Regions from separate parts of the Mus musculus genome. Here region 1 is linked to region 2. The links are chromatin loops, found by intact Hi-C in ENCODE. Cell type or tissue: left cerebral cortex. All regions are shown on one strand. Each heading gives the region's core, and the rest is flanking DNA. Links, peaks and the distances in the headings are about the cores only. Region 1 has its middle 96 kb from the start of Gm32245. Region 2 overlaps Nrxn2 (neurexin II).

The links. Hi-C counts contacts between places; a loop is a spot of excess contacts. Peaks named below come from ENCODE experiments on the same cell type or tissue, not always from the same donor. Only the 100,000 strongest peaks of a DNase experiment are listed, where the experiment ranks them.
Region 1: a loop joins it to region 2, with 6 times the contacts of the local background. A loop is called at or near these places in 21 of 42 quality-filtered maps.

Annotation. Positions count from the first base shown.
Region 1 is chr19:6,662,013-6,664,916 of GRCm38, reverse strand. No RefSeq gene overlaps it. Among named protein-coding and RNA genes, the nearest start is that of Gm32245, 96 kb to the right of the region's middle. In left cerebral cortex, for the core only: a CTCF peak has its summit at 1,358 (motif pointing right); a DNase peak (open chromatin) is centred at 1,356.
Region 2 is chr19:6,490,601-6,493,504 of GRCm38, reverse strand. It overlaps Nrxn2 (neurexin II), which reads right to left. Exons shown (of 23, transcript NM_001205234.2): 14 at 2,590-2,904; 15 at 1,831-2,021; 16 at 496-669; 17 at 50-169. It overlaps Gm52381 (a long non-coding RNA gene), which reads left to right. Exons shown (of 2, transcript XR_003952843.1): 2 at 963-2,501. Among named protein-coding and RNA genes, the nearest start is that of Gm52381, 5.2 kb to the left of the region's middle. In left cerebral cortex, for the core only: a CTCF peak has its summit at 1,254 (motif pointing left); a DNase peak (open chromatin) is centred at 1,186; H3K27ac peaks cover 823 bases.

The DNA.
Region 1 (2,904 bases), core at 103-2,602, 170 kb before region 2:
ATTGGCCCAGTGACCAACCTTTTCTGTGGAGGGCCAGACAGCACCTGTTTTAGGTTGCTGGTTGTGACTGCCTCTGTGGCAGGTCCTCCGCTGAGCCATGGGAGTGAGAAAGGCAAGGATGGCAAGACACTCAGGGATCCGTGGCGCCCACACAGCGCTGTGTGCAGACCCCCCAGTGCAGGCTTGATCGAGCTTGCTCTTCACAGGGGATGACATGTTCTTCTGTCCCAAGGCACACAATGCCTGGGGCTCCCAACTGCATTTTAACTTGAAAAATACAAAAAAATGAGATCAAACCCCAAAGCCCCGCTAGCTCTAGATACCACCACGCTTTTGGAGAAGTGTATAAATTGAGAAGTGAAAGACTTGGTGGTCTCTTTGTACGCCTTTAACAAGTGTTCCTGGGCAGATGGAGCCACTTCCTCTCACCTTCTCAGAACCAGAGGGCAAGAGCCCAGGGCATGTGTCATCTCCAGCCGTGTAGTGCCTCCATTCTGCCCCACAGATGTGTCTGCACAGGGGAAGGTCAGAGCTCGGACGTCCACCCTCTAGCCAGCTTAGCAGACTCTGGGATCCCTAAAGGGCTGAGAGGTTACATAGACACCCCACTAGCTGGAACCTTCTCAAAGGGGATACTGCTGCTGATGGTGAAGATGACCGTGGCTCCTTTTCTGAAAACCTTTTTACCAGTTTTCTTGTAAATAAACAGACAGAATTTAGAAAAATAAGTGTATATTTATCTGGTGTATGTGTATCTGTATGCGTGCCTGCTCATGCCACAGTGCATATGTGTGGTGGTGGTCAGAGGACAGCTTGCAGGAACCCCAGGATTGAATTCACTGGTTATCAGTCTCTGTGGCACTTTGAATCATCTTATGAGCCTGCAAATGGATTTTTACATGACCCCTTAGCCATGTATGGTGGCACATGCCTGTGGTCCCAGAACTTGGGGTGGGGGTGGGGGGTGGGGGCTAGGAATGGGGCTGAAGGATCAGGAGTTCAAGGCAAGCCATGGCTAAATAAAACCTTGCCTCAGAACAAGTCAACCAACCAACCAACAAAAACCGGATTTAAATGCTCCAGAAGAGAGAGAAAGGGCAGAGACTGACCTCGGCGTGACCTGGGTGTGTCCTGGGTGATTTGCCATTCCCTCGAGTGGCAGGCAGAGGCATCTGGAACAGGTGTCCAGGCATCCCCGGGGAAGCTCCTTGGCCCCTCTTCCCTTTCCTCTTTTTCCTTTAATTCCGTTGCAGCCTAGCTCCTTGCCTAGCCTTCTCTGCGATAAGGCATGGGGATAGATGGATCGCAATCCTGGCTCTCCCGTCCCTTCTAGTGACTTGCCCTCTCACCCACCAGATGGCGCTCTCGACCACTTGGTTCCTGGCTCCCAGTGTAGCACCACTGCCTGGGGGTGGGGGCAGGAGCAGTGCTTGGAGAATAAATGTGGGTAGGAGGGAGAGGTGCAGCTCAGGGCTCAAATGCAGCTCATGCTCGGGTCGCAGGGGAACCTGCTTCTTATTAGTGGAGGCTTTAAGGAAACACTGTGGCTTCGAACCCATTCGGCCATTCGGCTCCTAGATGACCCCCCTGGATTGTCAGGGTGGCACCCCAGAGGTAGGCTGGGATGGGGAAGGTTTTTGTTTTTTGTTTTCCCCTCCAGGAAGCCAGAAGGGTGTCATCACAGTGAGGCATCTCTCAGAACTTGATTTGTGTCCCCTGTTACTTGGGGACATGTTGGATGGGTGACTGACACGCACCAGAGACAGTGGAATGGTGATTGATCAGTGGATAAGCCTGAGGCAGCAGAGGAGACGGCTGCGCTCTGGGACATACGTGCTCTGTCTGGCAGTTTCTCCTGGCATCCCAACCAGATCTCCCTTCTGTGGTGAAGGGCCCTCCACGGAGGGCCATGTCTGGCAGGCTCTGGATATAGCCCACAGTCAATGGCTAACTAATGCAATGGCCAGGAAGCTGGACCCTCCCTCAGATCTGGAGAAGTCTCGTGTACAACTGATGTCCCCAAGCCTCCCTGGATCTGTCCAGGGCTGGACTTAGCTCTAAGGTCACATTCCTTCTGTCTTAGTCTTTTTCTGTTGCTGATAACACAAACCCACGGGCTGGGTAAGCAATCAAGAAAGGAGGTTAATTTTGGCTCATGGGTCTGGTCCAAGGTCAAGGGGCAGCATCTATGATGTTCTTGTTGGCAGAATCCCAAGGTTGCACAGGGCATCACATGGCAAGAAGCAGGGCTCTCCTGAGATCTGGCCAGCTGGCTTCTATAACAGGGCCACTCTGGAGATAACTAACTCATCAATCCATTAATCACAGGAGTGGATTAATCCACTTGGGAGGGAGAGCCCTGTATCTCTTAATCTCTCATAATGGGGATTAAACTTCAACACTCATTCTGAGAGAGATAATCCACAGTGTTTATTGAGCCCCTCCCTTCCCTGACCTTTGCCCTTACCCTCTAGGGACTTGTCCCAGCCGGCTGGCCTCTAGCAAACCCTGGTCCCAGGCTCTGCTTCTAAGCATTCCAAAGTAGGGATCCATTCTGTGTAGCGTTTGATGTGCAGCCGTATTGTGCTGTGCATCCCTGCATAGAGGGACATCTATACTCATGGGACCCTTCTCAGTTGACAGGCCTTGGGAAGGGGACCTGATTGTGGTGATGGGGAATCCATTGCTGGTGGTCCCTGCCATAGGATGGCAGAATAGCTGCTTATACTACAACTTGTAATGGCCAGGGACAAAATTCAGGGTAAAATTTACATCAGTTCCTGGTAGTTAAGAACTGCAGGAGATGGTGTGGGGGATGGGGGGTTTGCAGAGGATGCAGAGTAGGGAGGGAGGGCTGATCATCACTTACAGGACCTAAGAAAACCCTCCGCTTCCACAATAGAG
Region 2 (2,904 bases), core at 124-2,623:
ACTGAGGATAGGATGGCAGCACCCACAGCCCAGCCCTGCTGGCACTCACGGTCATTGCAGACAGGGCCTCCATAGGAAGTCATAGTACAGTCACAGGTAAAACCATCCCACTGCTGCAGACAGACGCCCTGGTTGGCACAAGACTCTTCGGTGCAGGTGGTGCTAGGGCCTGGAAAGAGCAGGAAGGAGAAACGCCCCAGGCTTAGCCACGTGCCCAGGGGCTGTAGATGTTCCCCCAACCAGCCAGAGGCTCTGCCCTTTGATCCGTCAGACTAGAAGGGCCAGATACTAACTGGGATGATGGGGTGGGATAGAACAGGGGGCACTCAAAGACTGCTAGGCTTCTGGCTAGTAGTCGGGGTGGGAGGCAACAGGGAGAGTATGTGGTCGTCCTTTGCCTGCCTGCCTTGTCCCAGAGCTCTTGGGACAGGCTCATGAGGAGGCCCCTGTCAGCCTCAGGGCCACACCTAACTGCCCCACACTGCCCACACTCACCATCACAGCCCCTCTCCACCTGCCCGATGCGGTGCAGGGCGTCAGCGATGAGGTCTGGGAGGCGTCCGTTGAGGTCCACAGAAGCCAAGCAGCCTTGAAAGCCATCCCGAGAGGCCACCAGCTTGGGCAGGTTGCTGAACATATTCTTGCTCAGGCCACCGATATACAACTCCCCTGCAAAGGCAGTGGTATCAACACCCCACCTTGTCCCTACCCCTGTCCCCGGATGCTGACACCCTACCACTGGGTCCTCCAGACACCTGAAAGGCTCATGGTATCCCTAACAGACACAGCAAACCTCAGCTTCCCCACCAACACCACCTCTTCCTCTTCTCTTCCCTTCGCCATCTGTGTGTTCCCCTCCCTCAGAAGCCAGATGCCTGGGGTAGTGGGGGTGGGGGGCAGCTGGAGGGACCCGCTCCATGTTCTCTCCTACACGCTTGATTCCAGTTCCGTCCTGTAATCAGGGCCTTTCATGGATGCGCGGCTCTACAGCCTTTCCGCCCCCGCTGCCTCCTTCCCAAAGACTTGTTTCCCAGAACCGCAGGCCTTCTCTCAGCAGCCTTCTCTTCTCTGATGTCCTCCTGACAACTGGGGTTCTTGGGGGAGGCCTTCCTCAGAGATGTCTAATCTCCCGCGTGGGCCCTAGTTCTCCTGCATGTCTACTGGAGTTTCGGCAGCCCTGGACATCATAGCTGAAGCCCGGGTCCCGGATCTGCTGCCACTTCTGAGTCTCTGTAACACATCGCCCTCTCCTGGGAGCAAGGTGAATTTGCAGCACTGCCAACCAAGCTGCTGGATCTGAGGACTCGGGAGGTGAATCCACTGTCTCTGAAGGTCTTCCCCAGGTTTTGACAGTTTGGGTTACACGGACACACGTGGAGCCCGTAAAGCTAAGGGATGCTCCAGGCATGTGTGTGCAAGGAGGTCTCGTGGACCCCAGATGGCTCTGAAATAGCTGCAGCCTACGTCTCCTGTTCCAATGCCCAGTCCACCACCTCCTTCTCCCCCTACCCCTCCTGTTATTCATTTTCCTCCTCTTCCTCTCGGCCACCTACACTGGGGACTGGCAGTGACAATTTCAGTGACTGCTGTACAGTCACTGGAGATGGTGGGACCCTGGTGGGAAATAGCCTGGCCAGTGCTCCATCTGAAGTGGCTTCACAGGAGAGCCCAGTAAGACACAGGTGGGAAATGTCAGCCAGACACCATGGAGAACAGGAAAGAGGGGTGAGGGAGAGCGGCCTTGACCCCCTTTCAGGGGGCGGGGGATTGATCTCAATGGAGAAGGGGGTCTGGGGTAAGGCTGGCCTTCTCCAGAGGTTCCAGCCCCACCTTTGAGATCCAGATTTCGGGCACCGTTGGAATGCTGCGTGACTGTGCGGGAGTCGATCTTCAGTGTGTGCACGTTGCCTGGGTCCCTGGACACCACCACATTGTGCCATTGGTTGTCATTGACTGGTTTGTCTGAGTTTCCCTTCATCAAGGACGGGCCATTTCCCAGGTCAAACACGTAGTGGATGTACCTGCCCCACGGTAGGGAGGAAACACCAGATCAGACGGGCACCACAGAGATGCCAGGCGAGAATGAGCTACTGCTGGCAGAAAAACCAGGGGCCTGGGGCAGAGGGGTAGACAAGGGATCCCATGGGAAGGGACCAAAAAATGGCACTGGAAGCTTGAGGCATGAAGTCTTGTCCCAGGGAGGTCACGGAAGCACTTGCTCTTGGCCCCCAAAAGAGGACCTGACAGAAGGGGAGTTTTGGTAATACAGTAGGGGTCCCCTAGAAGCAGGGTCTGAACTACTTGAGGGCGCAATTCTCCAGGGCAAGAGAAAGACTTGGCTGACTTCTGCCATAAAGAGGACAGTGGCCAGAGAAGGGACGTGACTGGGAACCCTGGCAAGGAAGTGGCCGAGGAGCCAACAGCCCAGAAGCAGGGTTGGGCTTCTCCATCTTGGCTGCAGAGGGACCCTCCTGGCTGATGACTAAAGATGTGGCTCTTGACCTGATGTCTGGGTGTGTTGAACCTTCCCAAAGGCCAGGGAGGAGCTCTATCGGGGTCAGCAGGGGACCACAGTGCCCATCCCCTCACCCCTTGACCAACTCGATGACGATGAAGTCGTTGCCGTTGCCTGAGTTGAACAGCAGAAGTCCATCTGGGGCCGTGGTCTTGAACTGGAAGAAGAGATGCATGGAAGCATAGGCTTGCAGCGTGGCTAACGCCAGGTAGCTGCTGCGACTCTTGAACGTGACAGGATCAGCCACGATGGCACGCAGGCCAAAGCGGGCATTAAGCTCACAATAGGTGATGTCTCCATCTTTGCATTGGTCCATGTAGGGTTGACCATTGAACACCAGCCCACTCAGGTGCCCGATGAAGTTGGAGGGCACCACAGAGATAAACCGC